Regions from separate parts of the Homo sapiens genome. Here region 2 is linked to region 1. A link is a loop called in an ENCODE intact Hi-C map of the cell type or tissue named here. Cell type or tissue: heart left ventricle. All regions are shown on one strand. Links, peaks and the distances in the headings refer to the core of each region. The heading gives the core; the rest is flanking DNA.

Region 1 (15,616 bases), core at 3,865-11,864:
TCCTCCCACCTCGGTCTCCCAAAGTGCTGGGATTAAAGGCATGAGGCACCATAGCTAATCACAGTTGCCAATTCTTGAATGTAGGGAACCAGAGAGCAAAGGCAGGGGTCCAACACTGCAGAGGCATGCAATCCAGTCGGAGGGACAAGTCCCCATGGATGTGATCATCCACTTCCCCAGAGTCTGCTGAGCTCTTCCTCCATGCAGGCCACCAGGCACAGCCCCCTGCCTTCACGTTTGAGTCCCCAGCCTCTACCCTACCTACACGTGGGCTCAGTGAATGCAAGGTGATTAAATGCCTGACCTGGAGCGGCTCACATTTCCAAGAGGCAGTGGTGGGTGGTGGGCAGGGCTAAGCTCCAGCTCATGCACGCTTGCCCAAGGACGGCTGCTCAGAGCCACTCCTGTAGGGAGTAAATGAGGAAGGAGAAATGACTCCATCTGCAAGGAGGGAAACTGGGGAAGTGAGTTCTAGAACCAAAACCACAATCACAGATGCAGGGGCTACCCACAAATCACAGGTGCAGGGGCTACCCACAAATGAGATGAACAGAAAGCTGGGAGGTAAATCCAGAGAGACTTCCTGGAGGAAGGGTGCTTGTGGTTCTACCAAAAGAGGGGGGAGTCAAGGTAAGAGGGAGGCATTTTGAGTGAGGAGGGGACACACCAAGCACTTTGGCTTAGACGAAACCACAAGAAAGTGAATTCAGAGACAGAGAGAGTTTGAAGCAGCAGGTATAGATGAAGGAAAGGTGGGCAGGGTGCAGTGGCTCATGCCTGTAATCCCAGCACTTTGGGAGGATGAGGTGGGCAGATAACCTGAGGTCAGGAGTTCGAGACCAGCCTGGCCAACATGACAAAACCCCATCTCTTCTAAAAATACAAAAAATTAGCCAGGCATGGTGGTGCATGCCTGTAATACCAGCTAGTCGGAAGGCTGAGGCAGGAGAATCGCTTCAACCTGGGAAGCGGAGGTTGCAGTGAGCTAAGATCGTGCCACTGCACTCCAGCCTGGGCAACAGAGCCAGACTCCGTCTCAAAAAACAAAAACAAAACAAACAACAACAACAAAACAAACAGTGTGTCAGCTTGATTTTATACTTTTAAATATCTAGCCAAATGGTGAATGGTCTTCATCTTTAGTCTTGCCCCAAGCCCCAAAAAGGTTAGGGGTGGCCAGGACTTGCAGGTGCTATAAGATCAGGGAAGTCTATTCTTACCCCTGAAAGGCCATATCAACCAGCATCATTTAAAATGTCCTCTTCAGGCCAGGCGCGGTGGTTCATGCCTGTAATCCCAGCACTTTGGGAGGCTGAGGCGGGTGGATCACCTGAAGTCGGGAGTTTGAGACCAGCCTGACCAACATGGAGAAACCCATCTCTACAAAAAATACAAAATTAGCCAGGCATGATGGCACATGCCTGTAATCCCAGCTACTACGGAGGCTGAAGCAGGAGAATCGCTTGAACCTGGGAGGCGGAAGTTGCGGTGAGCCGAGATCATGCCATTGCACTCCAGCATGGGCAACAAGAGCGAAACTCCATCTCAAAAAACAAATAAATAAAATAAAATAAAATGGACTCTTCAAAATGTACCCCAAGAAGAAACTGCTGATGGGAATGCAAAATGCTGTAACCCCAGTGGAGGGAAACTTGACGCTATCTAGCAGAATTAAACATGTGTTTGCCATTTACCAACACAAGTGTCTATCAGTAGAGGACTAGCTGAATAAATACAGTCACTCACACTGTACAGAACAACAGACCCATAAAAATGGATGCAGAACTCTACTAAAAAAAAATACAAAAATATTAGCCGGGTGTGGTGGCGGGTGATTATAGTCCCAGCTACTCAGAAGGCTGAGGCAGGAGAATGGCCTGAACCCGGGAGGCAGAGCTTGCAGTGAGCCGAGATTGCGCCACTGCACTCCAGCCTGGGCGACAGAGCGAGACTCTGTCTCAAAAAAAAAAAAAAAAAAAAAAAGATGCAGATTACCTTTGCTTTATTTATTTATTTATTTAAGACTGAGTCTTGCTCTGTCACCCAGGCTGGAGTGCAGTGACGTGATCTCAGCTCACTGCAACCTCCACCTCCTGGGTTCAAGCAATTCTCCTGCCTCAGCCTCCTAAGTAGCTGGGATTACAGGCATGCGCCACCATGCCCAGCTAATTTTTGTATTCTTAGTAGAGAAGGGGTTTCACCATGTTGGCCAGGCTGGTCTCGAACTCCTGACCTCAAGCGATCCACCCACCTTGGCCTCCCAAAGTGCTGGGATGACAGGCGTGAGTCATCATGCCCCCCCATCTTTGCTTTTTGATAGAGCCATCTCCACAACACGTTATGATGGAAAAAGGCCAAGTTGAAGACAGAGTAACTAGCATATTACCTCTGTGTAAGAAAAGGAGGAGGATACAGACACAAACACACACATACTCATACACACTGTTACGCTCACACACACACATACACACACAAATTGCTTACATTTGCAAAAAGAATTTTTTTTTTTGGAAAGAGCCAGATTTTGAGTGAGTTTTTTCTACCTACAAATAGTAAATAAGGGGGAAATTATAAGTATTCTAGCAATTACGAATTTTAAAAAGAGTCAAAATTATAGTACTACTTTGAAGTAGGAGGCGGGACTTGACTCTGGAGGTTGGGGTTGACACCGGACCAAATTGAGGACTAGCTAAAACAGGTTAGGACGAAGCACATCCCCATAAGACTCACTCACCAGGGCACCATGTCAGTTACCATTTGCCAGGGCAACACCCGGAAGTTACCATGCCTTTCCATGGCAACAACCCAACAACCTAGAAGTTACCACCTTCATCCTAGAAATTCCTGCATAAACTGCCCCTTAATTTGCATATAGTTAAAAGTAAGTATAAATAGTGCCAAACTGCCTCTGAGCTGCTAGTCTGGGCACACTGCCTATGGGGTATCCCTGCTCTGCAAGGAGCAGGACCTCTGCTGCAGCTGTACACTGCCACATCAATTAAAGTTGCTGTCTGAAACCACCCACTCACCCTTGAATTCTTTCCTGGGTGAAGCCAAGAACCCTCCTGGCTAAGCCCCAATTTGGGGGCCTGCCTGTCTTGCATCCACTTTGCGATCCTTAATGAAAGAATGACATACGCAATGATCACCAACACCTCAAGCATCACGAGAGAAAAAGAGAGACAACCAGACGTTGTGATTTCCAATGGAAAAACACTACAGCACCCAAGATGTAATTCTGCCAAAATAGAAAACGAAGGAGGAGGAAGAACTAGATCCAACCAAGCTCTTGATCTAATTTCCCATTATCTGGAAATAAAGAGGACAGATGAACATGTTCACAGGCACCATGAGCATATAACCAACAAAATCCTGAAAAAGGAACAATCTAGAAGGCCAAGTTTCTTCAACAAATAAATTGCAACAAAAAGAAGGGAGACAGTGGAGGAGACTTGTAGACAGTGGTGTTCTGCTGAATATTTAACACCCAGCTTTCCAGAATAAAGCCACATCCTTCTGTTAGTCAGCTCAAGGTTGCCGTAACAGAATACCACAGACTGAATGGCTTAAGTAGCAGACATTTATTTCTCATAGCCCTGGAGGCTGGGAAGTCTAAGATCAAGGTGCTGGCAGATTCAGTTCCTGGTGAGGGTTCTCTTTCTGGTTTGCAGACAGCCACCTTCTTGCTGTGCTGTGTCCTCACATGGCAAAGAGAGAGAGCTCTGATTTCTCTTCTTCTTTTTTTTTTTTTTTTTCTTTTTTGAGACAGAGTCTCACTCTGTTGCCCAGGCTGGAGTGCAGTGGCATGATCTCAGCTCATTGTACCCTCCGCCTCCCGGGCTTAAGCGATTTTAGTGCCTCAGCCTCCCAAGTAGCTGGGACTACCGGTGTGCACCACCACGCCCGGCTAATTTTTGTATTTTTAGTAGACACGGGTTTTCACCATGTTGGCCAGACTGGTCTCAAACTCCTGACCTCAGGTGATCCACCCACCTGGGCCTCCCAAAGTGCTGAGATTACAGGCATGAGCCACCGCACCTGGCCTCTCTTCCTGTTCTTATAACATCCCTAATCAAATAATGGGGCACAGCCCTCACAACTTCATCTAAATCTAGTTACCTCCAAAGGTCCCCCCTCCAAATACCACCACATTGGAGGATAGGGCTTCAACATATGAATTTGGTGGGGACACACACATCAGTCCAGAGCATCTCCTGATATAATATGGTAGACTAGACCACCTATGAAGAATTTCTGTCTCTCCCAGCAAGCCCAAATAGAGACCATAAATCTAATCAAACCTTCCAACCTAACTTCCAAAATAGAAGAGATACAGGGGGCAGAGGATCCAATTAATTACACCACTGGGAAGCAATTAGTCAAAACTAGTACGTGGACATTGCAGATCAAGTTAACTACACCACTGGGAAGGAAATAGCTAAATCTAGTACGTGGACATCGCAGAGAACAACTGGTCTTCAACAAGTCAACAGCGTGGAGGAAAAAGTACTCTCTCAAAGGGGGAAGACTTTCCTACACTAAAAGGGAGAGAAAAGACAGAATAACCAATAAGCAGACTTATTTAGATCCTGATTTGAACAAACTAACAATTAAAAACTGCTTTTTGGCCAGGCACAGTGGCTCACACCTGTAATTCCAACACTTCGGGAGGCCAAAGCTGAAGGATTACTTGAAGCCAGGAGTTCAAGACCACCCTGGGCAACATAGCAGGACCCCACCTCTATGAAAAATTTAAAAGTTAGCCAGCCATGGTGGCCCATGCCTATGGTCCCAACTACTTAGGAGGCTGAGGTGGGAGGATTGCTTGAACCCAGGAGGTCGAGGCTGCAGTGAGCTATGATTGCACCATTACGCTCCTGCCTGGGTGACAGAGCAAGACCCTGTCTTTAAAAAAAAAAAAAAAAAAAAAAAAAAAAAAAAAAAAAAAAAAATCAGACGTTAACAAGGAGCAGTAACAATGAAATTAAAGCACTCTTTGTCAAGAAACAGCCCTGTCATCATTGCCTGTCAACTGAAGCCAAGCCCCGGTAAACACACTACTGAAGGCCAAGGCTGCAAGGACCACTGCTGTCCCCAAGCCTTCAGCTTCTGGACATCTTGGATCTCAAGGACAAGGGACACTTGTGATAGATAGCTCATGAGACACAGAAACATGTGACGCCCAAGCCAGCTCCAGCCTGTAACTCACCCAGGCAACAACCAGGTGCCTGCAATGCCCACGCTGGGCTTTCTGGGCAAAGAGACTCAGTCACACTCTGGAATATCAATGTGCCCCAAGCCTCCCCAACACCTTCTGGTATCCTTTTTAGGAATCCATTGCCCACAGATTCATCCACATCCTCCCTAAACCTAATTATATCCTCTCCCTGTTCTTATCCTGGTGGAAAGAGTTCTGGAAGATTCCACACTTGTTTGAGCCTCTTTTTGTTTGTGCTAAAATGATCCCTTCCAAGTTTCTGCAGATGTCCCCAAGTTCCAACCCACCAAATGCCAGAATGAGGTCCCCATTCGCTCCCGCTCTTCATGGTCCTCACCTCTTGCTTTTTTGCAGGCGTATTTCAGGCTGCAAACACCTTTTTTTTTTTCCTTCCCACACCTTTTAATTACAAAAGTATTACATGAATATACGCTCCTTGCAAAACATCCATTCAATCCCCGTACCGGCCAGTAGGTTCTCTTAGGGACCAAGCACAGTGGCTCATGCCTGTGATCCCAGCACTTCGGGAGGCTGAGGCAGGCAGATCATTTGAGGCCAGGAGTTTGAGACCAGCCTGGCCAACGTTACATTTTTTATTGGCCAACAATACAAAAATTAGCCAGGCGCAGTGGTGGGCACCTGTAATCCCAGCTACTTGGGAGGCTGAGGCAGGAGAATCACTTGAACTTGGGAGGCAGAGGTTGCAGTAAGCCAAGATTGCACCATTGCACTCCAGCCTGGGAGACAGAGCGAGACTCTGTCTCAAAAAAAACACAGAAACCAGAAAAACATTCAGACAAGCCACAAGCAGACAGAGGGAAAATGGGACAGTCCCCTGGCCCAGCCCTAGACTTCTTCATAACATTAACTGCTGAAATGGTTTCCTAGAAACTTTTTTCAGGCATTTATCTACCTAGATGTAGATCTGATTTTCCTTTTCATAAATGAAATCGTGCTGTATATATTATTCTGTAACTTGAAAAGCTTGTTTTTTAGACAATCCTCATATGGAACTGTGCAGAGGCCACACTAGCGTGGGTGTTTGGAGAATGCTCCTCATAGAAGCCCCGGGTAAGTATTTCCAAACAAAATGAGAGAAATAGGATTGCATACAAACTTTTCCAGAGGCACTTTTATGCTTTTCTGGGTCCCGCCCTATTCAGCCATGACTGTATATTTCTTCCCAGCATGAAACATCCCTGTCTCCTTGTTATTAAGGAATTAGCCAGAAATCATCTTGGAGTCCTCTGATTTGGTAAATATCAAGGAGAAAAAAAGAACTAGGAGCTGTCTTTTAGCTTTGATAGGCAGAGCAGTATGCTAGAAAACACCAGATCTGGGCCTGGCGTGGTGGCTCACGCCTGTAATCCCAGCATTTTGGGAGGCCGAGGCAGGAGGATCTCTTGAGGCCAGAAGTTTGAGACCAGCATGTGTAACACAGTGAGATCCCACCTCTACAAAAAATCAAAAAATTAGCCAGTCATGATGGTGTACACCTGTGATCTCAGCTACACAGGAGGCCAAGGTCGGGGGATCACTTGAGCCTGGGAGATCAGGTTTGCAGTGAGCTATGATCGCACCACTGCATTCCAGCCTGGGGAGCAAGCAAGACCCTATATTAAAAAAAAAAAAAAAAGAAAGAAAGCACAAGAGGTCAGTCCTGAGTGGCTCCTAGGCCTAGCAAATCCTGAGCCTCTGTTTCTTCAGCTAAAGGAAAGATACTACTCTAATGTTTTAACCCTAGGGTTGTTAAGGATCAAAAGAAATGGAGATTGGGAGGCCAAGGCGGGAGGATCGCTTGAGCCCAGGAGTTTGCGACAAGCCTGGGCAACAGAGTTGAGATTCTGCCTCTGCAAAAAAAAAAAATTAAAATATAAAAAAGAGACGGAGGGAACAGACACAGGTAGTGCATTCCAGAGCGCTGTCATAGCTGTGTAGGTTGTAGTTATCACTAAATGAGAAAAGCTAAATTCAAGCGAGTTATGCAAACGAGGCGTTTGGCAACTTTTACTTGCATGCTTATGGTTTTCTGGGGAAATTCAAATGCGGGCTCCGGAGCCGCAGCCCTGAGCGTCCCGGGGGTGGCCATGGCGCCACCTGCCGGCCGAGAGGAAGGAGACGCCTGGCGGGTCCCGGCGCCCGGGCCCGGTGACCCTGCGCCCTCTCCAACCCCGCCACGGAGCCACCCGATCCCAGCCGGTTCCACGTCCCGGGGTGGCTGGGGAGTCGCAGCCGAGGATCCTCCGCGGCCTCAGCCCCAAAGACTGGGCGGGAATGACCCCTCTGGTGTCCTGGGGCCGCTGATAGGAGAGGGGTGCCCGGGACGCGAGGCCTTGGCCACCCGAGAACCTGCTCCGCGACACAAAGCCGCAGCCGCGCAGGTGAGCGGCAGAGCCACGTGAGCGGCCGAACGCCCCGGGCAGAGCCCCAGCCCCAGCCACGGCGGTCGGAACCACCTCTACTCGGAGCCCGGAACGAGGGGGCGAAGGTTGGGGAAGCGAAGAAAGGAAGGGACAGGGTGGGCGCGGCCAGAGACCACCGCAGCCCCGGAGCCGGACCCGAACCTTCAGCCCCCGCAACCCCGCAGCCCCGCAGCCCCGCGGCCCCAACCCCCAGCCTCCTCCATCGCTCGTTCCAGCTGCCCCGTCTGCAGCCCCCAACCCCCGCCGCCCCGCGCCCCAGCCCCCAATCGCCCTGCACCCAAGGCCCTTCGGTCTTTCCCCCCGTGACCCCAACCCCCAGCCACCGCCATTTCGTCCCAGTTGCCCCGTGTCCCCTGCCCCTGGCATCCGCCACCCCGCGCCCCCAGGCCCGAATCGCCCCGCACCCCAACCCCCTCCAGCTCTCGTTCCAGCTGCCCGGTGTCTGCAGCCCCCAGTCCCCGCTGCCCTGCGCCCCCAAGTCCCGGATCGCCCCGCTCTCCAGCCCCCAAGCCTCGCTCCAGCCACCCAGTGGCCAGGGCCCCCGCTGTCCGCTCCCTCCCCCCACCCCCCGGCCCCTCGGCCCCGAGCTACTCACCGGCGGCTCGCGTAGCCGCTGCCAGGGGAGCCGGCGCCGGGCTCGGGGTAGCCGTGCTGCTGCAGAGCTGCGGCCGAGAAGGGATAGAGGAAGCCGGTGGCCAGCGCCGACCCGCAGAGGCAGCAACACGCCCAGGGCAGGAGCAGGGCCAGCTTCATCGTGCGCAGCAGCCCGCGGGGACCCGGAGTCCCGGGCACGAGGACCGGCAGGAGCGCACCGGCGCCCGGACCGAACCCGCGGCACCGGCCGGGAGCACAGCGAGAGGAGCGGGGCGAGCGGTCGGAGCCCGGGTGCGAGCTGGAAATGTGTGGGGGGCGCCCACGCCTCTCCGGGGCCGCCTTTTCAAATTCGGCGAGGTGGGCTCTAAGCCGTCAAAGGGGGCGTGGGGCTTTTTTGTTAACCCTCGGCGGTCCGGGGCCGAGGAGGCGGCAGTGGCGGCAGAGCTAGGGTGCGAGCTCCGCAGGAGGTCCCTGGAGCCTAACACCCCGAAAGCCAGACCTCGCGCCCAGGCCCCCGCTACACACCTTAGAACCTTTGAAACCAAACCTTCTTCGGGTCCGCGAATGCTTTCGGAGCGCCCATTCTGTGTCTGCCAATTTCACCTGGACGATGTTGGTGAATCCTCGCCACACTGCCCTCGATGGTCCCATTCAGAAGTGGAAACTGAGGCTGGAGAAAGTTAAGCCAGACAAATGCGAGTCTTCCGATCCTTGTGCAGGGCTCTTTGGATCAAAGCGCTGCGTTCCCGTGAGAAACTGACCAGAGCTTCCCAGGATTCTCCTCCTTCCCCTTTAACCTCCAGCCCCCACCTGCCCCGCTGTCTCTTCCAGGTAAGAAGCTTTGGGAGGGGCGGAAGGGTCAGTTGGGGTGAGAAGTTGTAGCTAGATTGGGAGGCCGAGGTGGGCGGATCACCTGAGGTCAGGAGTTCGAGACCAGCCTGGCCAACATGGTGAAACCTCGTCTCTACTAAAAATACAAAAATTAGCCTAGTGTGGTGGCAGGTGCCTGTAATCTCAACTACAGGCTGGGCTGAGGCAAGCCAATCACTTGAACTCAGGAGGCGGAGGGTGCAGTGAGCCAATATCAGGCCACTGGCCTCCAGCCTGGATGACAAGGTGAGGCTCCATCTCAAAAAAAGAAAAAAGTTGTAGCTAGAATCACAGATTCATGAGACATCCTATCCAGAAAAGGGCTTCAGGAAGATGTAGGACAATCCCACCTTTTATAAACAGAAAAGCAGAGTCCTAGATCCCATGCTGGGCCCAAGGCCAGCCTGGACCCAAGTTTTGGTCTTTTCTATGTTGCAGGATTCCCATAGGGCTTGGACCCTGCTCCAGGCCCAGGTGGGACCAGAAATCCAGCCCGTACTCTACTCGCCCGGGTTAGGAGCATTTTGTTCCTTTTTTTTTTTTTCTTTTTCTTTTTTTTTTTTTTTTGAGTTGGAGTCTCGCTCTGTCACCCAGGCTGGAGTGCAGTGGTGCGATCTCGGCTCACTGCAACCTCTGCCTCCCGGGTTCAAGTGATTCTTCTGCCTCAGCCTCCCGAGTAGCTGGGATTACAGGCAAGCAATACCATTTCGGGTTAATTTTTGTATTTTTAGTAGAGACGGGGTTTCGCCATGTTGGCCAGGCTGGTTTCGAACTCCTGACCTCAGGTGATTCACCCACCTCCGCCTCCCAAAGTGCTGGGATTACAGGTGTGAGCCACCTAGCCCGGCCTGGGAGCTTTTTTCCTAATTCTTCCAAAAGCAACCTAAGGGTGCAGATGCCCTGAGGCTTGCTCTGCCCCTGTGACCAGTTGAAAACTCCTGTCTGTAAAATGCCTACAGGATGGAGAAAAACCATCAAATATGGAAGTGTTTGCTGGACTGGAGCACATTTTGCAAAAGGATTGTAGAGGCCAGTGGCAATGGCTCACTTCAGTAATCCTAATCCTTTGGAAGCCGGGCACAGTAGCTCACGCCTGTAATCCCAGCACTTTGGGAAGTTGAGGTGGGCAGATTACTTGAGGTCAGGAGTTCAAGACCAGCCTGGCTAACATGGTGAAACCCTGTCTCTACTAAAAAAATAGAAAAAATTAGCTGGGCGTAGTGGCATGCACTTGTAATCCCAGCTACTCAGGAGGCTGAGGCAGGGGAATCGCTTGAACCCGGGGTTGCAGTGAGCTGAGATCATGCCACTGCACTCCAGCCTGGGGGACAGAGTGAGACTCCGTCTCAAAAAACAAAACAACAAAGACCTAATGCTTTGGGAGGCTGAGGCGGGAGGATTGCTTAAGGCCAGGAGTTCGAGGCCAGCTTGGACAACATAGTGAGACCCCCCCATCTCTACAAAAAAAAAAAAAAAGCAAAGCGTGGAGGTGTGTGCCTGTAGTCCCAGCTACTCAGGAGTCTGAGGCAGGAGGATTGCTTGAGCCTAAGGGTTCAAGGCTGCAGTGAGCCATGATGGTGCCATGACACTTCAGCCTGGGTTACATACTGAGCCTGTCCTTCTCCCCTCAAAGAAGGATTGTAGGATTGTTGTTAGAAGACGACAGGAAGATGGCCAAGCATGGTGGCTCACGCCTGTAATCCCAGCACTTTGGGAGGCCAAGGCAGGTAAATCACAAGGTCAGGAGCTCGAGACCAGCCTGCCCAACATGGTGAAACCCCGTCTCTACTAAAAATACAAAAATTGGATAACTAGCCCTGCCCCTGCCCCTGCCCCTGCCCCTGCCCCTGCCCCTGCCTCTGCCTCTGCCTCTCCCTCTCCCCTCTCCCCTCTCCCTCTCGGTCTCCCTCTCCCTCTCTTTCCACGGTCTCCCTCTGATGCCGAGCCGAAGCTGGACTGTACTGCCTCTGCCTCTGCCTCTCCCTCTCCCCTCTCCCCTCTCCCCTCTCCTCTCGGTCTCCCTCTCCCTCTCTTTCCACGGTCTCCCTCTGATGCTGAGCCGAAGCTGGACTGTACTGCTGCCATCTCGGCTCACTGCAACCTCCCTGCCTGATTCTCCTGCCTCAGCCTGCCGAGTGCCTGCAATTGCAGGCGCGCGCCACCACGCCTGACTGGTTTTCATACTTTTTTGGTGGAGACGGGGTTTCGCTGTGTTGGCCGGGCTGGTCTCCAGCTCCTAACCGCGAGTGATCCGCCAGCCTTGGCCTCCCGAGGTGCCGGGATTGCAGACGGAGTCTGGTTCACTCAGTGCTCAATGGTGCCCAGGCTGGAGTGCAGTGGCGTGATCTCAGCTCGCTACAACCTCCATCTCCCAGCCGCCTGCCTTGGCCTCCCAAAGTGCCAAGATTGCAGCCTCTGCCCGGCCACCACCCCGTCTGGGAAGTAAGGAGCGTCTCTGCCTGGCTGCCCATCGTCTGGGACGTGAGGAGCCCCTCTGCCTGGCTGCCCAGTCTGGAAAGTGAGGAGCGTCTCTGCCCGGCCGCCATCCCATCTAGGAAGTGAGGAGCGCCTCTTCCCGGCAGCCATCCCATCTGGGAAGTGAGGAGCGTCTCTGCCCGGCCGCCCATCGTCTGAGATGTGGGGAGCGCCTCTGCCCCGCCGCCCCGTCTGGGATGTGAGGAGCGCCTCTACCCGGCGGCGACCCCGTCTGGGAGGTGAGGAGCGTCTCTGCCCAGCCGCCCCGTCTGAGAAGTGAGGAGACCCTCCGCCCAGCATCCGCCCCATCTGAGAAGTGAGGAGCCCCTCCGCCCGGCAGCCGCCCCGTCTGAGAAGTGAGGAGTCCCTCTGCCCGGCAGCCACCCCGTCTGGGAAGTGAGGAGCGTCTCCGCCCGGCAGCCGCCCCGTCCGGGAGGGAGGTGGGGGGGTCAGCCCCCCGGCCCGGCCAGCCGCCCCGTCCGGAGGGAGGTGGGGGGGTCAGCCCATCCGGGAGGGAGGTGGGGGCGGTCACCGCCCGGCTAGCCGCCCCATCCGGGAGGGAGGTGGGGGGGTCAGCCCCCCGCCCGGCCAGCTGCCCCGTCCGGGAGGGAGGTGGGGGGGTCAGCCCCCTGCCCGGCCAGCCACCCCGTCCGGGAGGGAGGTGGGGGTGTCAGCCACGTCGGGAGGAGGTGGGGGGTCAGCCGCCCGGTCCAGCCGCCCCGTCTGGAGGGAGGTGGGGTCAGCCCCCCGCCCGGCCAGCCGCCCCGTCCGGGAGGTGAGGGCGCCTCTGCCCAGCCGCCCCTACTGGGAAGTGAGGAGCCCCTCTGCCAGGCCAGCCACCCCGTCTGGGAGGGAGGTGGGGGGCTCAGCCCCCCGCCCGGCCAGCCGACCCGTCCGGGAGGGAGGTGGGGGGTCAGCCCCCCGCCCGGCCAGCCGCCCCGTCCGGGAGGTGAGGGGCACCTCTGCCCGGCCGCCCCTACTGGGAAGTGAGGAGCCCCTCTGCCCAGCCAGCCGCCCCGTCCGGGAGGGAGGTGGGGGGGTCAGCCCCCCGCCCGGCCAGCCGCCCCGTCCGGGAGGGAGGTGGGGGGGTCAGCCCCCAGCCCGGCCAGCCGCCCTGTCCGGGAGGTGAGGGGCGCCTCTGCCCAGCTGCCCCTACTGGGAAGTGAGGAGCCCCTCTGCCCAGCCAGCCGCCCCGTCCGGGAGGGAGGTGGGGGGGTCAGCCCCCCGCCTGGCCAGCCGCCCCGTCCGGGAGGTGAGGGGCGCCTCTGCCCGGCCACCCCTACTGGGAAGTGAGGAGCCCCTCTGCCCAGCCACCACCTCGTCTGGGAGGTGTACCCAACAGCTCATTGAGAACGGGCCGGGATGACAATGGCGGTTTTGTGGAATAGAAAGGGGGGAAAGGTGGGGAAAAGATTGAGAAATCGGATGGTTGCCGTGTCTGTGTAGAAAGAAGTAGACATGGGAGACTTTTCATTTTGTTCTGTACTAAGATAAATTCTTCTGCCTTGGGATCCTGTTGATCTGTGACCTTACCCCCAACCCTGTGCTCTCTGAAACATGTGCTGTGTCCACTCAGGGTTAAATGGATTAAGGGCGGTGCAAGATGTGCTTTGTTAAACAGATGCTTGAAGGCAGCATGCTCGTTAAGAATCATCACCACTCCCTAATCTCAAGTACCCAGGGACACAAACACTGCGGAAGGCCGCAGGGTCCTCTGCCTAGGAAAACCAGAGACCTTTGTTCACTTGTTTATCTGCCAACCTTCCCTCCACTATTGTCCTATGACCCTGCCAAATCCCCCTCTGCGAGAAACACCCAAGAATGATCAATAAAAAAAATAAAAATTAAAAAAAAAAAAAAAAAAAATACAAAAATTGGCTGGGCGTGGTGGCGGGCGCCTGTAATTCCCAGCTACTCAGGAGGCTGAGGCAGGAGAGTCACTTGGACCTGAAAGGCGGAGGTTGCAGTGAGCCAAGATCTCGCCACTGCACTCCAGAGCAAGACTCTGTCTCAATAAATAAATAAATGGAATGTCCATACTTCCCAAGTCCCAAGTCTCTGTCTTAAACTCAGAGTTGGTCATCTAGGAGTAAACAGCCTCCTAATGGAATTGCTTCGTTCCTCTCGCCCTCCTTCCCTCCCTTGAGGCCTAAAAGATTTGGAGAATTTAGGTTATCAGGGGATGTTCAGTGCCTCCCCCAAAAAGAATCTGAACTGTGCTCCTTGGGCAGTTGGCCAACACCTAATAAATGATGAGGTCATCCCCCCCCAGGAATTTGTAAGCGTTCTTCCTTCCACCTTCCCCGCATAATGAGATCTTAAAGAGCAGAGAAATTCCATATTCCATGTTGCTGTCAACCGGGCTTTATGCTGCTGGGCATCACGGTAAGGGAACAGCAATATCGTTTATTATCTTCAACTCATTTTTCCAGTGCCAGGGGCTGCACCCAAGCTAGAGTGACCATGGAGAAACAGGGAGACAAAGGAATAACATTACTCCATATAGTGCTAGAGTATTTTAGGACAAAAGCCTCTTTTTTTTTTTTTTTTTTTGAGACTGGATCTCGCTCTATCGCCCAGGCTGGAGTGCAGTGGTATAGTCTCAGCTCACTGCAACCTCTGCCTCCTGGGTTCAAGTGATTCTCCTGCCTCAGCCTCCCAAGTAACTGGGACTACAGGCGTCTGCCACCACACTCAGCTAATTTTTTTTTTTTTTTTTTTTTTTAGTAGAGAAAGGGTTTCACCATGTTTGCCAGGCTGGTCTTGGACTCCTGACCTTTGGTGATCCGCCCACCTCAGCCTCCCAAAGTGCTGAGATTACAGACGTGAGCCACTGTGCCCAGCCTAGGATGAAAGTCTTTAGGACAAGCATGAATACATCCCAGAAACTGCAGGAATAAGACAGTCATCTGAGTTTCATCTTTTTTAAACCGTGCCTCTGTCTCCCAGGCTGGAGTGCAGTGGTGCCATCTCAGCTCACTGCACCTCGACCTCCTGAGCATCATTCCTCCCACACCTCAGCCTCCCGAGTAGCTGGGACTACAGGCATGCACCACCAAGCCCAGCTGATTTTTATATTTTTAATAGAGATAGGGTTTTGGCATGTTGCCCAGGCTGGCCTTGAACTCCTGGCCTCAAGGAATCCACCCGCTTTGGCTTCCCAAAGTGTTGGGATTACAGGTGTGAGCCACCATGCCTGGTCCTCTTCTTCATGTCCAGGACAATAGGTTCATTCTGGCCCGTAAGCATATAACAAGCCACTTCTATGTGCCCGTCTCTGTGCTGGGTGCAGCGAAGGGATGTTGAAAATGCAAATAGCCTGGTACCCACCCTCCAAGTGCTTACAATATTATTTCAGAAGGCATTAAAAAGATAGCTGGCGGCCGGGCGTGGTGGCTCACGCCTGTAATCCCAGCACTTTTGGGAGGCCAAGGAGGGTGGATCATTTGAGGTCAGGAGATCGAGACCAGCCACACCAACAGAGTGAAATCCAGTCTCTACTAAAAATAAAAAAAAATTAGCTGGGCATGATGGCGCACGCCTGTAGTCCCAGCTACTCGGAAGGCTGAGGCAGGAGAATCGCATGAACCCGGGAGGCAGAGGTTGCAGTGAGCCGAGATCTCGCCACTGCACTCCAGCCTGGGCGACAGAGCAAAACTCCGTCTCAAAAAAAAAAAAGATAGCTGGCAGACTGCACAGATGCATACGAGATGAGGTTCCCTTTTTTATTTTTATTTCATTTTATATTTTTACTTTTTTTTTTGAGACGGAGTCTGGCTTTGAAGCCCTGGTAGTGTAGTGGTCTAATCTCGGCTCACTGCAACCTCTGCCTCCTGGGTTCAACCAATTCTCCTGCCTCAACCTCCCAAGTAGCTGAGATTCAAGCAATTCTCCTGCCTCAGCCTCTGGAGTAGCTGAGATTATAGTGCCCACCCCGACGCCCAGGTAATTTTTGTATTTTTAGTAGACACGGGGTTTCACCATGTTGGACAGGTTGGTCTCAAACTCCTAATCTCAAATGATCCACCCACCTCAG
Region 2 (15,616 bases), core at 3,675-11,674, 47 kb before region 1:
AGGAGTTTGAGACCAGCCTGGGCAACATAGCGAGACCCCATCTCTACAAAAATATTTAAAAATTACCTGTGGTGGCACACGCCTATAGTCCTAGCCACTCAAGAGGCTGAGGCAGGAGTATCACTTGAGCCCAGGAGGTTGAGGCTACAGTAAGCTGTGATCATGCCACTGCACTCTAGCCTGGGTGACAGAGCGAGACCCTGTCTAAAAATAATAATAAAATAAAATAAGAAAAAAAGTCCTCAAGGGCATTGGAAAGAGAGAAGCAATGGGCCAGACATTTGGAGGGGTCCCTAAGAGACAGAAAGTAGATGGGCCCACATTGAAGGCAAAAATCACAGCCAGAAACACACAAAAGAGGACCGGGGCTGAAGCTAGGAGCCACATGGGGGCACAGATGCAGATGAGGAGGTAGAGAGGGACCCAAAGGTGACCATCAGAGAGATTGGTTAGGGGACCACCATAGAAAGAGCTGGACAGGTAGGACCCGGGTCCTTGTCCCTGCTGGTTTCAGGAATCAGGCATTGGAGGCTGAGTGCGGTGGCTCACACTCATAATCCCAGCATTTTGGGAGGCCAAGGTGGGAGAATCGCTTGAGCTTAGGAATTCTAGACTAGCCTGGGCAACATAGCAAGATCCTGTTTGTCTCTACAAAAAGTATATATATACGACTGGGCATGGTGACTCATGCCTGTAATCCCAGCACTTTGGGAGGTCAAAGTGGGCGGATCACCTGAGGTCAGGAGTTCGAGACCAGCCTGGCCAACATGGAGAAACCCTGTCTCTACTAAAAATGCAAAAACAAATAGCCAGGCTTGGTGGCACACACCTGTAGACCCAGCTACTTGGGAGGCTGAGACGGGAGAATCACTTGAACCCAGGAGGCAGAAGTTGCAGTGAGCCGAGATCGCACCACTGCACTCTAGCCTGGATGACAGAGTAAGACTCCATCTCAAGATATAAATATATTATAGATATAGATATCTATAGATATATCTCTATATCTATGTCTAGATATAGAGATATATCTCTATATCTATGTCTAGATATAGAGATATATCTCTATATCTATGTCTAGATATATAGATATACCTGTATCTATAGATATGTAGAGATACATAGATATGATAGTGCCACTGCACTTTGGCCTGGGTGACAGAGCGAGACCCTGTCTCTATTTAAAAAAAAAAAAAAAAGATATTAGGCATTGGATTCACCTGTCCTAAGGTAGGTATGGTCACAGGAGTGGGTGCTGGCTGACCTCAAAAACTGGTGACCTTTCAGTCTTGGGGGATGGAAAAAAGAAAAAAAAAAAAAAGCTTGTGACCTCCAGGAGAAACAGGGTCACTCTCAAAGTCAGACAGATAAATGAATTCTTACACACTCGTTTCCCATTCTTCATCCATACCTCCAGCCCACCAACAGACAAATTCTCAGGAAACAGAAACAAGCTAATGGAAAACCCCAGATACCAAGACTTTCAAATTATTTGAGGAAAAAAGGCCAGTATCATGGAAGAAAGGCACCAACTCAACAGGCAATAAATCACATCCCCTTAAAAAATAGTAAAGCAAATAGATGGAGATAATTTTTTAAAGCATAATTAATGTCCTCAAAGAAATAAGACAATGTATCACTCACTAAAAAATTCTGGCCAGGCATGGTGGCTCACACCCGTAATCCCAGCACTTTGGGAGGCTGAGGCGGGTGGATAGCTTGACCCCAGGAGTTTAGACCAGCCTGGGCAACATGGTGAAACACTGTATCTACAAAAATATACAAAAATTAGCCAGGCATGGTCCCTGACATGCCTGTGGTCCCAGCTACTCAGGAGGCTGAGGCAGGAGGATCGCTGGAGCACAGGAGTTTGAGACTGCAGTGAGCCATGATCGCACCGCTGCACTCCACACTGGGTGACAGAGCAAGACCCTGTGACATACACACACAAAAAAAATGAAATTAAAAAAATGCATTATCTTAGAAGTGAAATGTATGACTATGAAAAACAGAATGGAAACAGCTAAAGGGCAAACCGATGAGCTGCAAATCTAAGCTGTGACCTTTCCCAGTAGCCACTGCAAAAAGAAAAGGAGATGGAAAACAGGCAGAAACAGGCAACAAGGGACCTAGAGGAAGACCAAGGACCAACATCTATATAGTAGTAGCTCTGGAAGGCATGATCAAAAAAGAACAAAGAGAAGCATGTACTTGAAGAAATAACAAGAAAATTTACAAGAGCTGAAGAAAGACATGAGTTCAGGCTGGGTGTGGTAGCTCATGCCTGTAATCCCAGTACTTTGGGAGGCCGAGGTGGGTGGATCACTTGAGGTCAGGAGTGTAGTGGCATGATCATGGCTCACCACAGCCTCAACCTCCTGGGCTCATGCAATCCTCCCATCTCAGCCTCCCAGATAGCTGGGACCACAGGTGTGCGCCAACATGCTGGCTAACTTTTGCATTTTTGTAGAAACAGGGTCTAGCTATGTTGCCCAGGCTGGTCTCAAACTCCTGGGCTCAGGTGATCGTCCCACCTCGGCTTCCCAAAGGGCTGGGATTCCAGGCGTGTGCCACCATGCCCTGCTAAACTCAGGTTTAATAGACATGAAGAACAAGAAAAAAAAATTCCATATAGAGATTTAAATGTATAAGCAAATATTAGGTATAATCTTACATCAAAAAATTTCAAAAATCCTGACTACTGGACAATTTTCTAGGAAAATACATATTACCAGTACTAGCACACTCAAAAATACGTGAAAGGGGTTGGGTGCAGTGGCTCACGCCTATAATCCCAGCACTTTGGAAGGCTGAGGTGGGAGGATCACTTGAGCCCAGAAGTTCCAGACTAACCTGGGCAACACGGCAAGACCCCATCTCTATACAATAAAAAGTAAAAATTAGCCAGGCATGGTGGCACATGCCTGTGGTCCCAGCTACTCGGGAGGCTGAGGCAGGAGGATCGCTTGAGATCAGGGATCAAGGCTGGAGAGAGCTATGATCGCACCACTGCACTCCAGTCTGGATGACAGAGCCAGACCCTGTCTCAAAACAAAACAAAACAAAACAAAAACATGGAAGAAAAGGGAAAGTAGTGAAAAGTTGAGCCCTCTTCTCACAGGCACCAGGAAACCTAGTTTAAAACCAGGTTCTGCCACAAACCTGCTGTATGACTTAGGCAGAGTGATGTCCCTTCTCTGAGCCTCAGTTATATTTAAAATCTAACTTTTAAGGTTATGATGAGGCTGGGCACAGTGGCTCACGCCTGTAAACACAGCACTTTGAGAAACCAAGGCGGGTAGATCATCTGAAGTCAGGAGTTCGAGACCAGTCTGGCCAACATGGTGAAACCCAGTCTCTACTAAAAATACAAAAAATTAGCCGGGCATGGTGGAGGGCGCCTGTAATCCCAGCTACTGGGGAGGCTGTGGCAGAAGAGTCGCTTGAACCTGAGAGGCGGAGGTTGCAGTGAGCCAAGATCGCACCACGGCACTCCAGCCTGGGCGACAGAGAGAGAGACTCCGTCTCAAAAAAAAAAAGGGGGGGGGTTATGATCAGGACTAAATGAACACATCCCAGTCAGTAGTGTGTAAATCATGCAGCATTACCAAAATCAAGGCATCATTCTTAATCAACTGGTTACTTAAACCCTACAAAGGAATCTAACAGCTTAAAGACAGTCCTAGTTTGCAGATGGAAAAGAAAGTCTAAGAGGTTAAACTTCATTGCCCATAGCTACAGCTCAAACCACAGGCTGAGCTGCAAAGGGAGTCTAGTCTTCCTGACCCGAGGACTGGCGGGATCCCACCTACCCAGTACAAACTGTGAATTCCACCTCTGCCAATTAAAAAGGTCCTGAAACTGTGGGAGACTTCAGCAGCCTAGGCCCTTCCTTTGATTCTACTGGAAAGCCTCAGCTCCAGCTCAAGCACTCAGTGTGTGTTTCCAAAAAGAAAGGTGAGCCGGGCGCAGTGGCTCATGCCTGTAATCCCAGCACTTTGGGAGGCCGAGATGGGCGGATCACATGAGGTCAGGAGTTTGAGATCAGCCTGGCCAACATGGCAAAACCTCGTCTCTAATAAAAATAAAAAATTAGCCGGGTGTGGTGGCAGGTGCCTGTGATCCCAGCTGCTCGGGAGGCTGAGGCGGGAGAATTGCTTGAGCCCGGGAGGTAGAGGTTGCAGTGAGCCGAGTTCGTGCCACTACACTCCAGCCAGCGTGACAGAGCAAGACTCCGACACACACACACACACACACACACACAAACACAGAGTGAGAGCGAGAGCGAGCGAGAGAGAGAGAGAGAGAGAGAGAGGTGACTTTCCTCAGGATGGTTTAATGTGGGATCCTGAGATCCGCCCGAGGGTTCTAGAACAGACAGGCCGTCGTCCAGCATCTCTGAACCACACTGAGTCAGGGCTTTCCATAGAGAAATGAGCTGTGAATTGGAAAACATTTCCAAATACCTCAAATCACCGTCCCCATAACATTTGGTCTTTAAATGGGCTGGAAATGGCTTCCAAAAATCAAAACTTGGCCAAAAACAACGAAGAAGGGAGGCAGAGACAAGGAAAGGGCTCCAGGCCTTTCCAGATGGAGCTCTAAAGCCTGTGCATCCCCAGGTAGCCGCGGTTGTGGGGACCCCCATTGCCTTGCCCCTAGGATCCCTGCGTCCTGAGTGTTTTGTCTGCCTCTGTCTGCTGTCTGGTGGTGTCGTCCTGCCACCGCCCACCTGCGCACCTCAGCTCCTGACTATGGCGGGTGCACAGCAGTGGGTGAACAGTGCTCTGGGGGCCATAAAATAACTGCACCCAGAAAGGTGCTTAGCAGGAGACACATGTCCCTTTCACGACCCTCCTGGAAGGACTGACCCAGGAGGACAGAACTGGGACATGGCAGGCCTGGTCCTCGAACTGCCAAGAAATGAACACACTCCCGGCAGCCTCCATCAGGATGGCAAGGGACTGGCATTATCTCTGGGCATCATCTCAGCAATGTTCCTTCCTCATTTCCCTTCCCTTCTCCCCAGCTGAGCACTCAGGGAGGGTCCAAGACAGTAAACTCACTCCTAGCAAAGGTCTTGAGGACGGATCTGCTCCCAAACAAGTCTCCTTTTCTTTTTCTTTTCTTTCTTCTTTTCTTTTTCTTTCCTTTCCTTTCATTTCCTTTCTTTTCTTGAGATGGAGTTTTACTCTTGTGGCCCAGGCTGGAGTGCGATGGCATGATCTCAGCTCATTACAGCCTCCGCCTCCTGGGTTCAAACAATTTTCCTATATCAGCCTCCCAAGTAGCTGGGATTACAGTCACCCGCCACCATACCCGGCTAATATTTTGTATTTTTAGTAGAGACTGGTTTCGCCATGTTGGCCAGACTGGTCTGGAACTCCTGACCTCAAGTGATCTACCTGCCTTAGCCTCCCAAAGTGCTGGGATTATAGGCACGAGCCACCGCGCCCGGCCACAAGTCTCTTTTTCTTGCAAGAGGCGGCCCACTTCACCTAGGGGGAGGAGCAATCAAACCGTCCCGAGCCACCACCAGCTCAAGGCTTGCTTGCACAGTACTTTCACCCCACCAGGCGTTTGGCTCTGTGACTTGGCTGAGCCATCAAATCCTTAATTGGCGGTTAATAGAGAAAACAAGTGCTAAGTGATTTCAGGAAATCATGTCATGATGCGATAGAGAGATCTTCAGGACACTTCCCAGGTTCATGCCCATCTCGGAATGTGACCAGTCAACCCCTCTCCGAGGCTGCCTGCTGCCCTAAGAGATGCTGCTGAAGCAGCCTCTTCCCCCCATTGCCCTGGTGACACGGGACAGGGGAGCCCCAAAATTGAGGCTTAGCCAGGGAGGGTTCTTAGTTTCCCCCAGGAAAGAATTCAAGGACAAGCCAGTGGTGTTGCAACTTTTATTGAAGTGGCAGTGCACAGCAGCAGCAGAGGTCCTGCTCCCTGCAGAGCAGGGCTACCCCAGAGGCAGTGTGCCCAGAGTAGCAGCTCAGAGGCAGGGCTGCACTCATATCTATACCCACTTTTTTTTTTTTTTTTTTTTTTTGAGACGGAGTCTCGCTCTGTGGCCCAGGCTGAAGGGCAGCGATGCAATCTTGGCTCATTACAACCTCCGCCTCCCAGGTTCAAGGGGTTCTCCTGTCTCAGCCTCCCTAGTAGCTGGGATTACAGGTGCACACCACCACGCCTGGCTAATTTTTATACTTTTAGTAGAGAGGGGGTTTCACCATATTAATCAGGCTGGTGTCAAACTCCTGACCTCAAATGATCTGCCCGCCTGGGCCTCCCAAAGTGCTGGGATTACAGGCATGAGCCACTGTGCCGGCCCCACTTTTAATTGTATGCAAATTGGGGGTGGTTTATGCGTAAACTTCCAGGATGAGGGTGGTAGCTTTAGGGTTGTTGGGTCGTTGTCATGGAAAGGGGTGGTAACTCCTGGTGTTGTCATGGCAATGGGAAACTGACATGGCGCACTGGTGGGCATGTCTTATGGGGAGGCGCTTCTGCCCCGATCTGTTTTGTTTAGCTAGTCCTCAATTTGGTCTGGTGTCCAAGCTCTGCCCCTGGAGTCAAGTTCCACCTCCTACCTCACCACCTCTACCCCAGCCTCAGGCTTGGCCTTCCAAGCCCCAGTGCTCCTAACTGAGCTTTGCTTTGAGGGTTGATCTCATGCGTCCCCTCCCTCCCCAGGACACTTGAGTCCCGAGCCTGAGTCAGAGACCAGGGCTTTTGTTTTTTCTTTTGTTTTGTTTTGGAATGGAGTCTTGTTCTGTTGTCCAGGTTGGAGTGCAGTGGCACAATCATAGCTCACTGCAGCCTTGACCTCCTGGGCTCAAGCAATTCTGCAAGGCCCCAAGGCCTTGCCAGGGCCCCCCTCCTTTCCACCAGAACCACACAGTCTGTCCCCACTTCCTCATCCTGAGCTCTGTCCTGGCCCCCTGTTGAGTCACCACTGTGCCTGCCTGCTTGCCTAGACAGTGGTCACACACCGTCATGTCCCACAGGACACTGCAGTACACACAATGCCAACCTGTCCAATCCAACTGAATCCATCACTATTCAACCCCGACTTGCTCCTCCAGCTTGGAGGCCAGCACCTCTAAGTTCCCCGTTTCCTTACCAGGAGCAAATCACCCAGACTCCACCTTCTCCTTTCCTCCCTCCCTTCCCTGCCTCCTTACGGCCAATTAGGCACCGTGCCTGCAAGTCCGTGTCCTGACGCCCCTCCCATGGTGGTCCTGAACCTCGGCCCCTCCTGCCCTCCCAGCCTGCAGTCTCCTCTATCTACCACCAGAGGGCGCGCTCTCAAGCACAGACGTGGCCGTGTCCCTCCCGCGAGCCTTCCCTGACCCTCCAGCCAGGAAAGGTTCTCCTGTCCCACAGGGCCCCCTTGTATGCCTCTGTCTTAGCCTTCGTCCTATGGGAAGACTCCCAGCTCCTGAAGACGGCGGACACAGGGCAGGCCTGGTAAAGTTCTGTTGCTCCGACCCCAACCCCTGCATCCCAGAAGGAGCCCTCCCATCCACAGTCACTCAGCTCAACCACAGCAGCTGCTCTGGGCTGTGGTCTGTGCCAGGACCTGAGCCCCAGCAGGATCTGAGCCATCTCAAGGTTGGGGGTGTCCAGCTTCAGGCCCAGCTCCCCAGCACCACACCTGCCCTCACTGTTCTAATTACCTGGCCACACCTGCCCAATCCCTCAGAAAGGCCAGTGCCAGTGAGGTTGCCTGCCAACTGTGTTCAAGAAGCTCTGTTAGAACTAAGGTTTGCCCAGCCTGGGCAACGTAGCAAGACCCCAGCTCTACAAAAAAAAATTAGAAAAAAAAATTAGCTGGGTGTGGTGCCTCATGCCTGAAATCCTAGCACTCTGGAAGGGTGAGGTAGAAGAATCACTTGAACCTAGGAGGCAGAGGTTGTAATGAACTGAGATCGTGACATTCCACTCCAGCCTGGGCTACAGAGCAAGACTCCGTCTCAAAACACACACACACACACACACACACACCAAAATTAGCCGGGCGTGGTGGTGCACACCTGTAGTCCCAGCTACTCAGGAGGCTGAGGCAGGAGAATCTCTTGAACCCGGGAGAACTCAATCATAAGATGTTTGTTATATATTTTTTCCTTTCTCTCTGACCTTTTCATCCTTTATGCATGATTACATGTACAGTCATTTCAACAGACAGTAGTCACTAATAATTCACTACCTTCCTCTCCTAGTCCCAGGCAGGCTGTCCAACAAGATTAATAAACTTCTTTTCTTAAGAACAATGATCCTTAGTCATGTAACTTCTTTTGTGACAACCAAAAGTTGCTAAGATGCAGGTACGGTAAAACAAGAACCCACTATTTTTCCCTAGTTTGCTCTTCTGTAATAACTTAGCATTCAGGAGTCATGTTATTGTGAAACCTAAGACTGGTCTTTGCAATACTTTTTAGAGTTTGCATTCAGATGAACTGATGAACCAACGAACACCAGCTGGCCCAGCAATCCATGACCCTCCACCACCCAGAAATGGACTTGGTGCACAAAGATAGTTTTAACACCCTTAAGAGTTCATGCCCAACCAATCAGTAGCACCCATTCCCTAGCCCCCTGCCCACCAAACCAACCTTAAAAACCCTAGCCTCTGGCCAGGTGCGGTGGCTCACACCCATAATCCCAGCACTTTGGGAGGCTGAGGCGGGTGGATCATGAGGTCAGGAGATCAAGACCATCCTGGCTAACATGGTGAAACCCTGTCTCTACTAAAAACACAAAAAATTAGCCGGGCGTGGTGGTGGGCACCTGTAGTCCCAGCTACTCGGGAGGCTGAAACAGGAGAATGGCATGAACCCGGGAGGTGGAGGTTGCTGTGAGCAGAGATCACACCACTGCACTCCCGCCTGGGCAACAGAGCGAGACTCCGTCTCAAAAAAAAAGACCCTAGCCTCTGAAATCTCAGGAAGGTGGATTTGAGAACTATCTCCTGTCCTCCTCGCTCAGTTGCCTTGAAATAATTAAATGCTTTCTCTGCTGCAACACCTGCTGTTTCAGTATTTTGGCTGCATCTGCATGGTGGGTGAGAACCCTGATCAGGTGGTAACACACCTTGATCTACTTCCAGCTTCTACTTCCAGCTTCCAGAACTATGAGAAGATAAACTTCTTTTGTTTAAGCCACCCAGTCGGTGGCATGGCAGCCCTGGCAAATGAATACATGTACATTCTTCTGTTCGGTCTTCTCAACAATGTGACATGCAGGAATTTTACAGATAAGAAACTCCAGAGAAGACCACAAGTCACAGAATGAGTATGTAGTAAATTTATGCCTTGAAACTCAGTCTTCTCATTCCCAACCCCATGCTCCATCCACTTTGCTAATGAGAACAGGTGGATAATCAGAGAGCAAATAAAATATCCCCTCATAGGTCCTTCTTACCCATATCCCTCAAGGACCAGGAAAAATAGCAAGGAGGAGGAACTATCCCTACTCCTGTTTGAAACCAGTGAGATGAGAGTTGAGTGTGGTTCAGACCCCAGCCAAGCGCATGGAGTGGTTTCTCTTCCCCTCCTCATTCTGCTACCTAAGCAAGGTGTCCTGATCATCTTCACCCAAATCTGGGTGGTAAGTACTGTTATTATTCTACTTTTACAGAGAAGGAAACTGAGGCACAGGAAGGAGTAAATAACATGTCCAAGGCAACAACAAGTCAACGGGCAACTCTTAGACACTTTGCTAAACAGCCAGACGATCTGGGTCTTGGCACGTGGCTGTCTGTCTTCTTGAGGCCATGCCTCTAGGAGAGGAAGACCTTGACTGGGGAGGCAGTAAACTGCTGCTGGGAACTGTGGAAGACCAGGAGCCAGCAGAGACAGGGGCCTGGGTCTTAGGAGAGAGTTGGGATCCAAGCTAGATCTGCACAGCCGCAGCAAGGAGCCAAGTCTAACAACATGAAATACAACCAGGCAAATATGAAGTCCTGCACTGCAGCCCCAGAGCCCAGAGGACAAGCCTCAGATGGGATGTAGAGGTTCTTGCCAACAATAAGTTCAGCATGAGTCAACAGAGTTGTGGCCTCTACAAATCAAAGGCCATCCCAGGCTGTCTTACTAGCAAAATAGCATCAGGAACACACCTTGTTCCCCTCCATGCCCACCAGCCCTTGTGGTAGATGTTGGGCTGTGCCACCCAGATCCCCTGCATTGAGAAAGGCTTTTAGCCCCAGCTACAGGAAGTGCTGTCAACAGACATCCATCATTCAGCTGCTCAGAGTCACCTCATCCAAGGTCCCAGCTCTTCCTGGGGCACCCTCCATCCTGTGACTGGTGGAGGCGCACTTGAAAAGCCTGGACATATCCCTGCCTGGGGACAACGCTGAAAGAGCATCCCAGCTGCAGAGCCTCATGGGGTCTGGGGCAGCTGTCCTGGCCTATATGGAGGCTCGTCTCCTTCTGCTCATTCCTGCCTCAGTCCCCTCCCTTCCCCAGGGATTTATCCTAAAAGCCATCCCTAATAAACACCCTCCATGTTAGACTCTGGCTCAGAATCTTCTTCCACTGATGCAGTATAGGTGAACCCCAGTGTTGGGGCTTAACCAGGGAGGGTTCTTGGCTTAGCCTAGGAAAGAATTCAAGGGCAAGCCAGTGGTATTAGCAAATTTATCAAAGCAGCAGTGCACAGCAGCAGCAGACGTTCTGCTCTTTACAGAGTAGGGCTACCCCACAGGCAGTGTGCCCAGAGTAGCAGCTCAGAGGTAGAGCTTCACTCCTATTTATACCCATCTTAATGGTATGCAAATTAACAGGCAGGTTATTCATAATTTCTGTATAACCCGCCCCTTAATTTGCATATGATTAAGTGGTAACTTCCGGGTGATAACTTTGAAGGGGTGCTAACTGCTGGGTTATCAGGTCATTGCCATGGAAAGGGGCTGTAACTTCTGGGTGTTGCCATGGCAATGGTAAATCGTTATGGTGCTAGGGGGTATGTTTTATGGAGAGGTGCTTTCACCTCTTCCCTGTTTTAGCTAGTCCTCAATTTGGTCCAGTGTCTGCACCCCACCTCCAGAGTCAAATCCCATCTCCTACCTCACTGAGGACTCTCCCTGTGTCTGCCATGAGGTTCAATAGAAATGCAGAGAAACTGCCACCCAGAGCCCCGGGAGGAGATATCTATGGCCACTGTCCTACAAGCAGAAGGTGATTGAGCTGGGAGGGAGGGGAGGCTGATGTCAGAGTTAGAGCCGTGAGCTTCCATGGGAAGAAAAGTCATCACCCGGGATTTGGCCAGGTGAAAAGGAGGTCCCATGGCTCCTCAGGCTCAGACCTGCCCTCTCTAGAAGAACAGGTGAGGGCTGTTGAGGACAGGTTCCTCAGGAATATCGAGCAGAGACAAGCGGAGGGCCATGGTGAAGGCAGCCAGCTTTCTGCCCCAACATCCTGTAGGGGAGTTGGACCAGACTTGCTCTCATGGCCCCAGAGGGCATGGAGTCAGGTCAGAGCATTAAGCTGCTGGGAGACAGGCATCACTCAGGATAAGGAGGTACCCGCTGCCAGGAAGAGCTGCCCACAAGTGCAATGGGCTGCCCACAGTGGGTGGAGTAGATACCCCATCCTTGAAGGGGCGAGCAGGATACCCACTCGATGGGGGTGGAAGGTGGAGACATGTTGGCTCTGGAGGAGCTTGGAGACTCACCCTATTGGAAAAGAGGAGGTGAAAACGTGGAAAGTAGGATGAGGTTTTCTTGTTTGTTTTTTACAGGGACAGCATCTTGTTCTGTTGCCCGGGCTGGAGTGCAGTGATGCAATTCTAGCTCACTGCAGCCTCAACCTCCTGGGCTCAAGCAATCCTCCTGCCTCAGCCTCTCAAGTAGCTGGGACTACAAGTGCGTGCCACCATGCCCAGCTATTTTTTTAAGAAATGTTTTGCAGAGATGGGGTCCTGCTATGTCGCCCAGGCTGGTCTCAGAACTCCTGGGCTCAAGAGATTCTTCCACCTCTCAAGTAGCTAGGACTACAGGCCTGCACCACTGCACCCGGCCAACACATGGAAAGTTTTTAAAGAAGGGAACTCAGAGTGGGGTTCCAGGAGTACCTGCTGGGGCAGGATGGAGAGGCAGAAGCTGGAAGCTGAGCCCAGTGGGGGTAAATGGACAGTCCATGAAGGTGCTCATGGCCATAGCCCCCCAACAGCCCCCTGAGAGCACTTCTCCATCATCTGTCTGCCATCGAGCAAATTGGCACAAATCGGGTCATCCCTTCCAGCAAAATGAGTGTCTCTGAGGCTGCTGTTCCTGTCCATCACTCATCCGCCTCAACACCGCAGGGAGTGGTGGTTTTGTTCACATAGGAATAGCCGAGTGTATGTAACACCATGGCCTGATCAGTTTTTCGGGCACAAAAAACAGTAGGAGTGTTTGGATAGCAGATAGACCTGCCTGCGTTTCCTCATAATAGTTTTTACTGGAACTGTCCATTTCGAAGCACCGCAGGGAAGGAATTGAAAAGTTAAGGTCATTGATTTTTGGAGGGAAAAGATGATCTGAAATCTCCATGGCGACTGACCAAATCTTTTTGCAAAAACACAAAGGCGATGACATGGTTTCCAGGGCGCAGCACGGAGGTCTGAAGGGCAAAGGAGTTGTGTGGATTTCCATCCGGGGAGGAGGGAGAGGGGCTCCGGGAGTGCACGACCTACTCCACGGAGCACGGCCGTGCCACCAGCCTCTCAGCTTCCTCCCTCCTCGTTATCTGCATTTATTCTCCAGCAGCTTCCACGGTGGGGAATTTTGGGGCCCACCCCACCTGAGAGCCAGCCCCACAGGCAGCATCGGCTCCTTGCCTGCGCACTGGCGGGAAGGGCTGGCGGGGCCACTGATGGATTGAGTTTTCCATGTGGAGGGGGCAGCTGAGAAGTATGTGATTTGGCCAAGCAGGCTGTGTGGTTTTGAGCACTTCAGCAGTGATCCCCAACTACCGCCATTAATAGGAGGGCCAGAGGGAACAGGCTAGGGGGAGAGATGGTGCCAAGCGCTTTCTATAGGGTCGGCACTTAGGGAGGATCATGTGAGGGAGGACCACGTGAGAAAAGATCAGCATTCAGGGAGGAGCACATTTAAGGAGGATCATTTTAGGAAGCATCAGCATTCAGGGACAATCAGGATTTAGGGAGGACCAGCATTCAGGGAGGATCAGCATTTGGGGAAAAAAAAATTAGCTGGGCATGGTGGCTTGTGTCTGTAGTCCAATTTGGGGAGCTGAGGTGGGAGGATCACTTGAGCCCAAGGAGTCCAAGGCTGTAGTGAGCTGTAATTGTACCACTGCGATCTGGCCTGGGTGATACAGTGACTTTGTCTCTAAAAAAAAAAAAATGTAGATACCATGTGGGTAAAAAGTCTTGTCTCCTTTCCTTACCAGAAGAGATAGAGCTAGTTCAGGATTATGATTATATTTTCATTATAAAGTATAATTTTTTTTTTTTTAGAGACGGAGTCTCGCTCTGTTCCGTCACCCAGGCTGGAGTGCAGTGGCGCGATCTCAGCTCACTGCAAGCTCTGCCTCCCGGGGTTCACGCCATTCTCCTGCCTCGGTCTCCTGAGTAGCTGGGACTACAGGCGCCTGCCACCACGCCCGGCTAATTTTTGTATTTTTAGTAGAGACGGGGTTTCACCGTGTTAGCCAGGATGGTCTCGATCTCCTGACCTTGTGATCTGCCCGCCTCCGCCTCCCAAAGTGCTGGGATCATAGGCATGAGCCACCATGCCCGGCCCATAAAGTACAATTATTTATTTGTTTATTTATTTATTTTGGAGACAAAATCTCACTCTGTGACCCAGGCTGGGGTGCAGTGGCATGATCACAGCTCACTGCAACCTCTGCTTCCTGAGCTCAAGCAATCCTCCCTCTTCAGCCTCCTGCGTAGCTGGAACCACAGGCGCGTATCATTACACTTAGCTAATTTTCGCACTTTGTTTTTGTAGAGACAGGGAGATTCACTATATAGCCTAGGCTGGTCTTGAGCTCCTGGGCTCAAGCAATCCTCCTACTTCAGCCTCCTAAAGAGATGGGATTCCAGGTATGAGCCACTGTGCCTGGCCTATTTATAGTTTAATGGTAACATCTGCTATGCTTAGAAGTTTGCAGTCCACAAATTTACATTCATATCGGTGCTATTGTCTTTGGGACTTCTGGCTCCCCTGGGAAGGTGAACTGCTACTTTGTAGATGGAAAACTGAGGTTGTGGCATTGAGATTTGCCCAAAGCCATTTGGGGGGGGAGGGTAAATGGTGCAACCAGGACACCAAGTGTCTCCCGGTCTCACATTCTCACGCCTTGATAGTATGTTTTGACAGCAGGTTGTTTTGGCGAGGATGCTTTCAGATGCGTTGTAAAAACCCTACTGATAAATTGGGCTTGAACAACCAGGTCACTTAAGATTTCACATATTGAGAAGTGAGTGGCTGCAGAGTTGGCTAATTAGGCAGCATCACACAGTCAAAGACCCTGCCTCCTGCTCTGCCTTCCCCAGGCTGTCTTGCCTCATGGCTCTAAGATGGCTGCCACCGCTCCAGGCTTCACAACCTCACACAACTGTGTCCAGAAATAAGGACACAGCTTCTCTTCTTGCATAGCTCTGTTGCCCAGGCTGGAGTGCTATGGCATGATCTTGGCTCACTGCAACATCCACCTCCCTGGTTCAAGCGATTCTCCTGCCTCAGCCTCCCAAGTAGCTGGGACTACAGGTGCCCACCAGCACACCGGCAAATTTTATATTTTTAGTAGAGACAGGGTTTCACCATGTTGGCCAGGCTGGTCTCGAACTCCTGACCTCAAGTGACCTGCCCGCCTAGGCTTCCCAAAGTGCTGGGATTACAGGCGTGAGCCACCGTGCCCGGCCTGGATCAGGCTTTAATCTGAAATTTAACCAGGATAATCCTGGAGTCTTTTTTTCTGAATAAATGGCACTCTCATAAAAGCTGTTTTAAAATGTGGGCCAACAGAAGAGAAGAGGACTGCCATTGAAAAGATGGTTTAGGCTGGGCACGGTGGTTCATGCTGCAATTCCAGCACTTTGAGAGGTCGAGGCAGGAGCATCACTTGAGGCCAGGAGTTCAAGACCAACCTGGGCAATATAGCAAGACCTGGTCTCTACAAAAAGTTTTTTTGTTTTGTTTTGTTTTGTTGTTGTTGTTGAAGCAGAGTCTCACTCTGTCTCCCAGGCTGGAGTGCAGTAGCATAATCTCAGCTCACTGCAACTTCTGCCTCCCAGGCTCAAGTGATTCTCCTGCCTCAGCCTCCCAATTAACTGGGATTACAGGCACATACCACCACACCCCACTAATTTTTGTATTTTTAGTAGAGACTTAGTAGAGCTGCACCATTTCAGGGGGAGGAATGCTCCCCCATGAAGGAGGGGACACACAAGAAGGCCCCCACTCCTAATCTCCCACTGCAGCAACTGTCCCACAAGCATCTCCCACTCTGTGAAGACAGAATTTTGTTTAGGTCTATTGTCCCCTGAAACCATCTCTCTATGGACTTGAATGGAGAATTATTAAGACTTTGCCGGCCACACGCAGTGGCTCATGACTGTAATCCCAGCACTTTGGGAGGCTGAGGAGGGAGGATTGCTT

What was found. A loop is a pair of places that touch in the nucleus more often than their neighbours do. Peaks named below come from ENCODE experiments on the same cell type or tissue, not always from the same donor. Only the 100,000 strongest peaks of a DNase experiment are listed, where the experiment ranks them.
Region 2: a loop joins it to region 1, with 4 times the contacts of the local background. A loop is called at or near these places in 34 of 110 quality-filtered maps.

Annotation. Positions count from the first base shown.
Region 1 is chr7:101,355,811-101,371,426 of GRCh38, reverse strand. It overlaps COL26A1 (collagen type XXVI alpha 1 chain), which reads right to left and starts at 8,552. Exons shown (of 13, transcript NM_001278563.3): 1 at 8,237-8,552. The coding sequence starts at 8,394. RefSeq lists a silencer at 7,179-7,418. In heart left ventricle, for the core only: a CTCF peak has its summit at 7,323 (motif pointing left); DNase peaks (open chromatin) are centred at 7,316 and 8,356; H3K4me3 peaks cover 1,620 bases; H3K27me3 peaks cover 3,341 bases.
Region 2 is chr7:101,403,078-101,418,693 of GRCh38, reverse strand. The region is part of intron 1 of COL26A1 (collagen type XXVI alpha 1 chain); the gene reads right to left. Among named protein-coding and RNA genes, the nearest start is that of COL26A1, 48 kb to the right of the region's middle. RefSeq lists an enhancer at 6,864-7,407. In heart left ventricle, for the core only: CTCF peaks have their summits at 7,089 and 7,293 (motif pointing right); a DNase peak (open chromatin) is centred at 7,239; H3K27me3 peaks cover 1,244 bases.